Regions from separate parts of the Homo sapiens genome. Here all the other regions are linked to region 3. The links are chromatin contacts, found by Hi-C or POLR2A ChIA-PET in ENCODE. All regions are on one chromosome and are shown on one strand. The core of a region is the stretch at or near the end of the contact, and the rest is flanking DNA. Distances in the headings are between cores, read along the strand shown.

What was found. Hi-C counts contacts between places; a loop is a spot of excess contacts on that map. ChIA-PET counts read pairs that join two places held with the same protein, here RNA polymerase II (POLR2A). Pooled maps may share reads with other maps.
Region 1: POLR2A ChIA-PET joins it to region 3 with 13 read pairs in Caco-2. The contact joins two enhancer-like sites. A Hi-C loop is called at or near these places in 1 of 50 pooled maps. POLR2A ChIA-PET finds 5 or more read pairs at or near these places in 3 of 52 experiments (Caco-2, Panc1 and endothelial cell of umbilical vein).
Region 2: a loop to region 3 is called in a pooled map, with 4 times the contacts of the local background. The contact joins two enhancer-like sites. A Hi-C loop is called at or near these places in 8 of 50 pooled maps. POLR2A ChIA-PET finds 5 or more read pairs at or near these places in 11 of 52 experiments (B cell, Caco-2, GM12878 and 7 more).

Annotation. Positions count from the first base shown.
Region 1 is chr11:9,015,689-9,019,460 of GRCh38, forward strand. The region is part of intron 1 of NRIP3-DT (NRIP3 divergent transcript); the gene reads left to right. Among named protein-coding and RNA genes, the nearest start is that of NRIP3-DT, 13 kb to the left of the region's middle. Within about 2 kb of position 2,253, at least 5 of the 41 ENCODE cell types and tissues checked have a DNase peak (open chromatin) inside an H3K27ac peak, as active enhancers do.
Region 2 is chr11:9,362,281-9,366,415 of GRCh38, forward strand. No RefSeq gene overlaps it. Among named protein-coding and RNA genes, the nearest start is that of IPO7, 20 kb to the right of the region's middle. RefSeq lists enhancers at 1,431-2,630, 2,266-2,967 and a silencer at 2,261-2,440. Within about 2 kb of position 2,196, at least 41 of the 41 ENCODE cell types and tissues checked have a DNase peak (open chromatin) inside an H3K27ac peak, as active enhancers do; they include B cell, where a contact is called at or near this core.
Region 3 is chr11:9,229,648-9,233,397 of GRCh38, forward strand. All of the region lies in intron 1 of DENND5A (DENN domain containing 5A), which reads right to left. Among named protein-coding and RNA genes, the nearest start is that of DENND5A, 34 kb to the right of the region's middle. RefSeq lists enhancers at 1-185, 788-1,388. Within about 2 kb of position 2,309, at least 3 of the 41 ENCODE cell types and tissues checked have a DNase peak (open chromatin) inside an H3K27ac peak, as active enhancers do; they include B cell, where a contact is called at or near this core.

The DNA of each region.
Region 1 (3,772 bases), core at 1,003-3,502, 210 kb before region 3:
CCCCTTGGGTAAGATCTTGTCTTGAATTATGGGCATGTAAGGTCTGAGGCAGTGGGACGGGAGACAGAAACACAGGTCGACTCCATATTGCAACCACTAGGTGGCACCTGTTCGAGGAACTGCCAAATGGCTTGTTCACAGCTTGAAGCTTTGGTCAGCTTGGCTTGACATGAAATGCCAAGGTCTTGCTGGGCGGATAAAGGAGCTTGCCAGGGCCAGTGCTGCCAGGCTTGGTTTGAGGAGCCAGTGCTCTAGGAGGGGCCTGGATTCATGACTCTAATGATGAGCTCATCCTAAGACAGCAGCTCCCTCCCACCACCTCCTCATTCTCTGTCCTTTAGCCCTTCCTTATTTATACCACTCATCACTACTTGACTTTACAGTATATGTTCATTTGTTTATTGTCTGTCTCCCCAGACTGGAACCTAAATTCCACAAGAGCAGGGAGCTTCTTTTGCTCCCTGCAGTATCCCTGGCTCCTACAATGTCTAGCACTTAATAGGCTCTCCATAAATATATGTTGCATAAATGAATGAATGACCAAAAACATAATAAGAAATTATTAGTAACTAAGGTCTGTAGTTGCATCCCCTTTATGAGATACTCTGAAAACCAAGCACTACTGAGTTACTGTCATTGCTTGCAGTAGGTAGGTTTAATTTGTATCGCTTTTATTCAACTAAGGCAAACTGCCTATATTAGAGTGGTTTCATTTTCTAAATCTATTTTGATGCCACTGTGTTCTCTGGAAAGTGCTCCCTGCTGAGTAGTGATATCTTCATGGCTATATCACTGACATGGATCACAGGAGCAGCCTTGCTGTGTTAACAGGTCCCTAAGGGTGGTCTCCTGCAGGCTGATCGAGACTGCCTGAAGGGAGAAGGAGGCAGGGCACTACAAATATTAGGACACCTCTGAGCTGGGCTCACAAGCCCCTGGAATGGAAGATGGTCACAGAAATGAAGCCTCACCAAGGCCTCTAAGTTTCTGTGGATGGGCCCCTACTGGCCACTCCCAGGACCTTAAATTGTAGGCAGCTGATGGCTTGCCTAGCTAGAGGGCCGTATGCAACAAGATTCCCTCAACTTGGTGAGGAACTGCTTTACTCCAGCCTCAGCTAGTCCATTTGCCTCCCAAATGCTGGCTAGAAGTAGTGCAGACTTGAGTAAGGCTCCAAGACGTATCCTGCTGTGTGAAAAGAAGCAGAGATGCTGACAGTAAGAGGCATCTCTTCAGGGCTAAGAAGATTACAGCTGGGCCTGGAATGACCCCTGGGTTTTCCAGCACATAGGCCCACCAGCTGTGGTGGTCAGCTGCAGGCAACAGCTCCGGTGCATCTTCCTGCAAAGATCTGCCGGAGGGTAAGCAAGTCCTTGCACTGTGCTGTGCAGCCACTGCCTTTTCCAGGTTGCCACATGACATTTTAATATCACCTGCAAACCTAAATCCAGTGAGTGCCTACAGACGACACACTTAACAGCTCAGGGCATGATTCAGAGGAAGCAATTTTCCAAAGTGAAGATAATTGTCTGTTAGTGTGAAAAGGCAAACACTTTTTTATTAGCATTGGAAATTCAAGGGAGATGTTGTTAAATCCATAGATGCAGCACTTCAGTAAATGGCTAAAGAACAATATCTACAGCTAGAAGGAAGGACTGTACAGATCCATGCCCATTCAGGGTTCACCCATAGAACTAGCTCTCTTGGAGGGAAGATGGAAGCTCAGCTCTGACCTCTTCCTGTTTACTTAATACGCAGCTCCTCAAAGTCCTGGTTCCTGTGCCCACACAGGAAATCCCAGAATTAAGAGTTCCCCGGTCTTCTTTTATTTACATGTTTCCCAGGTGACCTTAACCGGGGTAAAGTCTCATGCCTTTACTCTGTGACATTAAAACTTATATTCCAGCCCTGACCTCTCCTGGGGCTTTGTATAACCATTTGCCTATTTGAACCCTCCAGTTGGACATATGATAGGCACCTAGAACCTAGAATGGCCAAAATGGAACTCTTAACCATCTCCCCTTTTCACTGTTATATTACTGCATAAGAAGTCACCTCAAAACCTATCAATCATTTAAGATAATAATCATTAATTTTGCACACAAATCTCTAATTTTTCTGTGGTTCAATGAGGACTGCTCCATGAAGTGTCAGCTGGAGCAGCTGGAGAATCCCTTTCCAAGATGGCTTACTCACGCAGCTGGCAAGTTTTGCTGGCTGTCGCCTGGAAGCTCAGCCTGGCCGGTGGGTGGAGGGACTGTGGTTCCTCTCCACATGGCCTCTCCACAGGCTGTTATGGCTTGCTTCCTCATGACGTGGTGACTGAGTTTCAAGTGTGAGTGTCCTAAGGAGAGGAAGTGGAAGCTGCTAGTGTCTTAAGCCCTGGGCCTCGTAAAGCATTACTTCTGCCATGTTAATATTGGTCAAGCAGTCACAGAGCCCAGAGTCAAGGGGAGGTGACACAGACCCCAACTGTCCATGGAAGGAACCTCAAAGAATTTGCAAACATGTTTTAAAACTGCTGCATATCCCGAACCTGCTCCTCCTAGTCTCCTCCATCTACCAGTTTCTTAGGCAACTAGGAGTCATCTTTGACTTCCTTCTTTCCCTCAGCACTTCCATACAATCCCCATCAGCAAATTCTGTTGACTGTCCCCCAAAACACATCCAGAATCCTTCTACTTCTCTCATCTCCACTACAACACCCTAATCCAGACAATACCTTCATCTGCCAACTGGATGGCTGCTTGTTCTGTTGCAGTAGTCTGTGAATAACTCTCTCTGCCTCCGTGCTGGCTTCCTATTCACACAGTAGCCACAGCTACCCTTTTAAAACATAAATCAGATTATCTCACTCCTCTGCTTAAATCCATTCAAAAGTTTGCAACATATTTAGAAATAACTCAAACCCCTCATTATAGATTCCAAAGCCCGATGTGATCTGGCCGTGTCTGGTTCTCTAGCCTCATCTTGTACGACCTGCCTTCTCACTAGACTACAATATACACAAATGGTTGCTCCTGCCTGACAGCCTTTGCACTTGGTTTTCCTCTCTCTGGAAAGCTCTTCCCCCTAATTTTCCCAAGACTGGTTTCTTCTTGCCATTTAGTTTTCAATTGAAATGTAATTTCCGCATAGAGGCCATCTATAATCCCCAATCCTAAAGTAGCCACACAATCATCTGTTACAGTAACCTATTTTAATTTTCAACATAGCTCTTACCACTAGCTGCTACTTTTCATGTTGATTTATCTGTTCTTTGTCTGTCTCTTCCCTCTAAAATGTAAGCTTCATGAGGGCAGGGACCTTGTCTGTCTTATCGCCGCATCCCCAGGGCCTAGAGTACCAGGCAGAAGTTTGATAAATATTGATGTAGCAGGTAGAAATAGTATCTCCAGATAGCCAGCCCCCAACAGGATCACAGCATCTCTTAAGGTAGTTGAGGGAATAGAGAGGAAGCTCCTCTTTATACCTCCTGTGCGTCAGTGGTTTGTGCGTGTACCAGCAACACAGCTCTGGTGCATGGGGCTGCCCCGTGGAGGATGCTCCTCCATAGTGACCGGGTTTATGCAGCCTCCTTCCAACCCCCAGAGTATTCCCATCCCTAGCCTTCTTGTGAAATCAGCAAGACAGGATCACACAGTCATGAGCACAAAGTTGCTAACATGCCTGGACAGAATGGTGCAGCTCAGCTCATCTCACCTTCACATCAGTGCGGTCACTAACTCGGGTTTATGTGACATTCGAATTTTCATCTTATGGTTAGACTCAG
Region 2 (4,135 bases), core at 946-3,445, 130 kb after region 3:
CAAATTTAATTCAGAAAAATAAAAAGAAATTAAAATCTACTGTAATCGCAGACACTATTTGAACTGCAGCTCTCACCACCTCTGTGATCCCTGTCCTCTCTGCCTGTAAGTACCCATATCAATGCTACTTAGGCCATCTGCTCTGTCCCTGAGTTGTCCTTGACCTGGAGGCCCCCTTGGAGCCTCAGCTCTCCCTGCTACTGCCACCTAGAATCTGTCACTGACAACTTGCAGAGCTCCACTGCCCATCTCTCTCTGGCCAGTAGGTAAATGCCTTTCTTACATTCAGCTCTTTAAAAACCGAGAATCCCACAGAGTGTGTGCTGGGTTCTCAATAATTCAATTCTTTCAGCATGCCACACAGAAGAGGACCTGGGCCCCTGGTGATTCGGTTGTTTCCATTTTAGTACACAGCCTTCTCCTTCCCAGGACTGATAAGCATGCCCCAGAGGGTTGAGCTGGGGCAGGTTCAAGTACAGCCTTATAGAATCTTCACAAACACTGTCTTCTCTAGCACTTAGGCCCTGTGGCCAATTCTACTCCTTATAAGGGTATCCTTGGTACAGAATTTTTCCTGTAAGGAATCCATTATTTCTTTCTGCAAGCTGTATTTCATCAGGTGATAATCATTTTTAAATCAAATTTTATTTCCCACAATACTTCTGGATCCAAGATTAAAGGATGGGGCTAGATGTTTCAAGCCTTCTGTAACAGCAACAGAGCAGAGCACAATGATGCCTTCGAAAACCTGCAGCAACAAGGACACTCTGCTATATACAATATCTATCAGAGTGCTGGTAAATGCCTCACAACCATCAAGCCATCTCCCTCCCCCATATATTTATTCCTCTGTGAAGCCTTTCTTCTTCCCCCTCTATTACACTGAGTTGCTCTCTGTCCTGTTCACACTTCGATCAGAGCACTTATTACACAGTATAATGACGACGTGATTATGTATTTATCTCCCCTCACCAGAGCTCTGGAGGGCAGGAATCCGAGTACCACAATACAGGATGCAGAGCAGGCCTAAAATATTTATGGGAAGGATGGGAGCCGGACTATGATGGATCGCTTTAAATACCAGGGAAAGGACTTTCCACTCAAACCAAAATTCAACAGAGTATTAAATTTTCTTGCACAGAGGAATGACTTGCAGAATACAGTGTGCCATAAAAATGCACCCGGTCATTGTGTGAAGTTGGATGGGAATGTGGCAAAACCAGTTAGGAAGTTGCTGAGGTGACTCTGTCCATGGAGAGGAAGAACTACATCTAAAAGGCATTTCAAAGAAAATACAGGCCAGGCACGGTGGCTGTCGCCTGTAATCCCAGCACTTTGGGAGGCCAAGGCAGGCGGATCACGAGGTCAAGAGATCGAGACCATCCTAGCCAATATTGTGAAATCCTGTCTCTACTAAAAATACAAAAATCAGCTGGGCGTGGTGTCGTGCGTCTGTAGTCCCAGCTACTCAGGAGGCTGAGGCAGGAGAATCGCTTGAACCCAGGAGGAACCCAGGAGGGGGAGGTTGCGGTGAGCCGAGATCGCGCCAGCCTCGTGACAGAGGGAGACTCCGTCTCAAAAAAAAAAAAAAAAAAAAAAAGGAAAGAAAGAGAAAATACAAACAAAAGCTGAGATTTGCTGAGTTCCTACCATGTGCTACGCAATGCCAACAACAAGGTGGCATGGAATAATCCTCATGTCTGTTAAGTGGGTGGGGGTAGGAGTGGGGGTAGGAGTAGGGGAGTGTCACACATCTGCAAACGGTAACGTTGAACTTCCAAAGTAGGTCCATCGGGCTCTCAGGACCCGCGGCTGTCCGAGGCCTCAGTTGCCTCAATTAGTCTTAGGCTAACTTCCTCCTTGCGCTGGGGGGTGGGGAATACTTTCCCGTGCGGAGGCCTCAGCTCCTCAATGTACAGAGAAGAGCCTTGCAGGGCCTAAACACTGGAGTTCAGGGATCCTTTATCAAGCTGCCAAACCTTTTCAGGGGCTTGGAAGGACACCTAAGGGCGGAAGCGGGCGCGTTGTGGCCCCCGTGGGGCAGTGGGAAGGCAGCAGGGCCTCGCGGGCGGAGGCCGGAGCGCCGCTGACGCCGGAGCGGAAGCCGCTGAGTCATGGTGGGGGCAGGAATGCAGCGCATTTGGAGAAGGCCCGGGACGCCGGCGGCTCCAGCATTACTGAGCAGTGACTTGGCGTCCGCACCTTCACTGCAGTCGGGAACCACCAGTGACGGCGGTGACCGGAAGAGCTGAGTCACCGCAGGCGACGGCGAGCGACGCCGGCGGGGAGGGGCTGACGCGCCTGGGGCCGCGCGCCTGGGCTCCAGGGCCCCGCGCGTCGCCACGATCCCGACGTTGCAATCCCCGCCAGCTCGGCGGGGGCCGCACGGGGCTGGGTCTCCCGGATCCCGCCCGGGGATTGGAGTCTGAGGCTGAAATTTGAAATCTTGAAGTGGCCCCAAGCCACAAATACTACAGACTGGTTTCAGTGGGAATTAGGACCTTGTGAAAGGAGACAGCAGTGCCCCAAAGACTGGGTAGATTTTGAAGATCAAAGGCACTTGCCTAGGAACAAAAATGATTTGCCTGACTCAGTTCCAAAATGCAGCAAATAATAATTAAAGCGAAACACACACGCACTGTTTTTTTTAAATGCAAGAGCAAAACTTTTAAAATTCCAAAAGAAAATAAATCTTGGTTTCCGAGATGAATTCGTCAAAGGAAAATATCTTGGGGCCCCCATATCACTAAGCTAAAGGGAAAAGTCAAGCTGGGAACTGCGTAGGGAAAACCTGTCTCCCATTCTATTCAAAGTTACCCCTCTGCTCACTAACATAAATGCGTTATCTGATTGCCTCTTTTGGAGGCTGGGTGCGGTGGCTCACACCTGTAATCCCAGCACTTTGGGAAGGAGAGGCGGGCGGATCACTTGAGGTTAGGAGTTCCAGACCAGCCTGGCCAACATAACGAAATCCCGTCTCTACTAAAAATACAAAAATTAGCCGGGCATGCTGGTGGGCGCCTGTAATTCCAGCTACTCGGGAGGCTGAGGCAGGAGAATCGCTTGAACTCGGGAGGCGGAGGTTGCAGTGAGCCGAGCTCAGCCACTACGCTCCAGCCTGAGCAACAGAGCCAGACTCCCTCTCAAAAAATAAGATTAAAAAAAAAAAAGAATCCAGGCTGGGCACGGTGGCTCACGCCTGTAATCCTAACACTTTGGGAGGCCAAGGCGGGTGGATCACCTGAAGTCAGGAGTTCGAGATCAGCCTGGTGAACATGGAGAAACCCCTATCTCTACTAAAAATATATAAATTAGCTGGGCGTGGTGGCGGGCGCCTGTAATCCCAGCTGCTTGGGAGGCTGAGGCAGGAGAATCGCTTGAACCCGGGAGCAGAGGTTGCAGTGAGCCGAAATTGGGCCACTTCTCCCCAGCCTGGGCGAAAGAGGGAAACTCCATATGAAGAAAGAAAGAGAGAGAGAGAGGGAGGGAAGCTCAAAAGAATGCAACCATTTGTCTCCTATCTACCTATGACCTGGAAAGCCCCCATTTCCAGACCAAACCCGTGTTGATCTTATATATGTCGATTGATGTCTCATGTCTCCCTAAAATGTAGAAAACCAAACTGTGCTCTGACCACCTTGGGCACATGTCCTCAAGGAGGTCCTCAGGGCACGTATCCTCAACCTTGGCAAAATAAACTTTTTAAATTAACTGAGACCTATCTCAGATTTTCGGGGTTCACAAGTTCTAACAGGATGGGAGTTTTGCAGAGGGAACTTTCCAAAGGTCCCTGAAACTTGCTTGGTGGTACCAGGACTCAGTAGTTTATCTCTTTCTCTAGTTTCTTCCCACTTCCACACTACTGAAGCCAGAACTCATTTTTGTATAATAGTGCTTAATTAGGCTGGACACAGTGGCTCACGCCTGTAATCCCAGCTACTTGGGAGGCTGAGGCAGGAGAATCGCTTGAACTCGGGAGGCAGAGGTTGCAGTGAGCCGAGATCGCGCCATTACACTCCAGCCTGGGCAACAAGAGCGAAACTTCATCTCAAAAATAATAATAATAATAATGCTTAATCAATTTTGTTCAGGTTTCTTTTTTAGACAAAAAACAAGTATATTATAGAATTTTCTC
Region 3 (3,750 bases), core at 1,059-3,558:
GAAGACCCTCAGCTCCAGCGGGGTCCTGCCCTATACCCAGGAAGAAGGAATGCTGCACAGAGTCCAAGAAGAATCTGAACAGACAGGCCTTGCTGGGTCCCCCTGCCCCACCCAGTCTATTACCATTAGATAACACCCTTTGTCTACTAACATTTCTACAGGCCTCTCCCTTTCTTCATTCTTCATTGAGCCTAAGCATAAAAACAGTTTTCCCTAGGTCTTTGGGTCTTCATTTCTGAAAGCTCCCATTTCTTTTTTTTTTTTTTTTTTTTTTTTTGAGACAGTCTTGCTCTGTCACCCAGGCTAGAGTGCAGTGGTGTGATCTCAGCTCCTTGCAAGCTCCACCTCCCGGGTTCACGCCATTCTCCTGCCTCAGCCTCCCGAGTAGCTGGGTGGGACTACAGGCGCCTGCCACCACGTCCAGCTAATTTTTTTGTATTTTTAGTAGAGACGGGGTTTCACCGTGTTAGCCAGGATGGTCTCGATCTCCTGACCTCGTGATCCACCCGTGTCAGCCTCCCAAAGTGCTGGGATTACAGGCATGAGCCACCGCGCCCGGCCCCATTTCATGTAAAACTAATGCTTTTTTTTTTTTTTTTTTTTTTTTTTTTTGAGACAAGTCTCACTTTTTCACCCAGGCCAAAGTGCAGTGGTGCAAACAGAGCTCACTACAATCTCAACCTTCTGAGCTCAAGCGATCCACCCACCTTAGCCTCCCAAGTAGCTGGGACTATAGGTATGCTCCACCACGCCAGGCTAATTTTTAAAAATTTTTTGCAGACAGGTTCTCACCGTTTTTCCCAGGCTGGTCTCAAACTCCTGGGCTTAAGCAATCCTCCCAGCACAGCCTCCCAAAGAGCTGGGATTACAAGTGTGAGCCACACCCAGCCTCTTATGCTTTCTTCTTGTTAATTTGTCTTTTGTTGCAGAAGTGTCAGCCATTGAACCTTAAGATGGGTGAGGAAAGGTATCACATCTTTCTGCCCTTACTGTAGAAACACTAAGGGCATCTTTTCCATAAATCTCAATTTCTTCATCTATAACATGAGGAGAACAATACCTAAGCCAGGCACAGTGGCTCACATCTGTAATCCCAGAATTTTGGGAGGCCAAGGCGGGTAGATCACCTGAGCCTAGGAGTTCAAGACTAGCCCAGACAACATAGGGAGACCGGTCTCTACAAAGAAATAGAAAAATTAGGCATGGTGGCACACATTTGTAGTCCCAGCTGCTAGGGAGGCTGAGATGGGAAGATCACTTAAGCCTGGAGGTCTAGACTGCAGTGAGCAGTTAGCGTGCACTCTAGCCTGGGTGACAGAGCAAGACCCTCTGTCAAAAACAAAACAAACAAACAAAAAAAACCCAAAAAACTACCTACCTCATCAGCCTATTGAGAGGAATGAATGAGTTAACATATGTAAAGCATATGGGACACATTTGTATTGAGCATAAGAGGTACTCAACAAATATTAGCTCCTTTCTTTCCAAAAGGTCTGTCATACATGCAAGAGTTATCTCAAAATCTTTAGCCATGAAAACAGGACACATAAATGTGCTAGAAGTTACCAAATGTTTCCTAACATGCAAACCTCTACTGCACTAAAGTGGCAACACATATCTGTTTCACAGAATGTATACCACGGCAGAGCCCACAGCAGCAAACGTGGCTATACTAAGAACACTGACAAGTCCGCAAATTCAGATTTCAAACCACAACTTATAAGGGACCACCCAGCAGCCTCTTCTTCCCCATAGCACATAAGCAGATTTAAGACTCTGGGAGCCAGGCTGGGCGCGGTGGCTCACGCCTGTAATCCCAGCACTTTGGGAGGCAGAGGCAGGCAGATCACCTGAGGTCGGGAGTTGGAGACCAGCCTGACCAACATAGAGAAACTCCATCTCTACTAAAAATACAAAAGTTGCAGGGAGTGGTGGCGCATGCCTGTAATCCTAGCTACTCAGGAGACTGAGGCAAGAGAATCACTTGAACCCAGGAGGCAGAGGTTGCAGTGAGCCGAGATCGCGCCATTGCATTCCAGCCTGGGCAACAAGAGCGAAACTCCGTCTCAAAAAAAAAAAAAAAAAGACTCTGGGAGCTTCCTGTTAGTTTACCCTCAGTAACATAAGAGAAAGTTTCCTTTACTTTTAAGAACTTTTATAGTAATAAATTCTCTCTCTTTTTTTTTAACAGACTTTCCTAACCACTAAAATTTTACCAACTGGTACTATATCAAAGCACAAAGACTAGCATTTGTTTTATCAAATCTGCATTAAAAGCACTGTATTGGTCATATCAAAGCCTTTTTGTACTTCAGGCCCAGCTGTGACAGCAATGGTAATGTTTCTCTTTCACTTGCAGAATGCTGAAAAACGGCCAAGAAAAAAAAATGGGGAAGCTTTTTTTCAGGCAGTACAGAGTAGTGTTAACAGCAGACTGTTTAAGAAAATTAATTAGCCCTAGGACTGTAGATCTAAATATGAAAGGTAAAAAAATAAAGCCTTTAGAAGAAAACACAGAACATCTTCATGATCCTGCAATAACAAAGATATAAAATGCACTAAACATTAAGAGAGAAAAACGTATAAATTGTACATTACAATTTAAAACTTTTGTTCCTTGAAAGTCGCCATTAAAAGAATGAAAACGCACAGATTACAAGAATATATTTGCACTATATATATATGAAATGAACAAAAAAGACATATCTAGAACATATAAAGAACTGCATTAAATCAATAAAGAAAAAAAGATCACTCAAAGAAAAACAGCAAAAGCCCTGAATAGATACTTCAAAAAAGACATATAAATGCCTAATAAACTTTTGAGAGGTGCTCAACTTCATTAGTCATCCAGAAAATTCAAATTTAAATAATACAATACTATTATATAACCACCAGAATAGCTAAAATGAAAAGAAAATGCCAAGAGTTGGTAAGGATAGGGAGTAACCTACACTGTCGTGCACTGCAAGTGGGAATGTAAACTGGTACAATCACTATGGAAAACTGTCTGGCAGCACCTACTAAAGCTGAACATGCGTATACCTATGACCCAGCAATTCCACTCCTGAGCATATACCCAACAGACCAAAAGCCATGTTCACGAAAAGGCACATACAGGAATGTTCATAACATGTCACTATTGTAATACTCAAAAACTACAAACTACCCATGAGCCTATCAACTGCAGAATTAACAGATAAGGTGTGGTAAAGTCACACAATGGCAAACTCTACAGCAGTGAGAACGACCAACCTAAAACTATACACAATATGAATGAACCTCTCAAATATATTGTACAAAAGAATCCAAACACAAGAGTTCACCATATATAATTACATTTATATAAAGTACAAAGACATGAAAAACTATGCTGTTAGAAGTCAAAATACTGGTTACCTGTGGTGAGTGGGAAGGCAAATAGTGACTGAAGTAGACTACTTCTTGCTCACATCCTAAGAAATTCAAGACAGCCAGTCGCAGGGGCTCACGCCTATAATCCCAACACTTTGGGAAGCCGAGGCAGGCGGATCACGAGGTCAGGAGTTCGAGACCAGCCTGGCCAGCATCGTGAAACCTCGCCTCTACTAAAAATACAAAAATTAACTGGACATGGTGGTGGGTGCCTGTAATCCCAGCTACTCAGGAGGCTGAGGCAGGAGAATTGTTTGAACCCAGGAGGCAGAGGTTGGAGTGAGCTGAGATCGCGCCATTGCACTCTAGCCTGGGCGACAGAGCGAGACTCTGTCT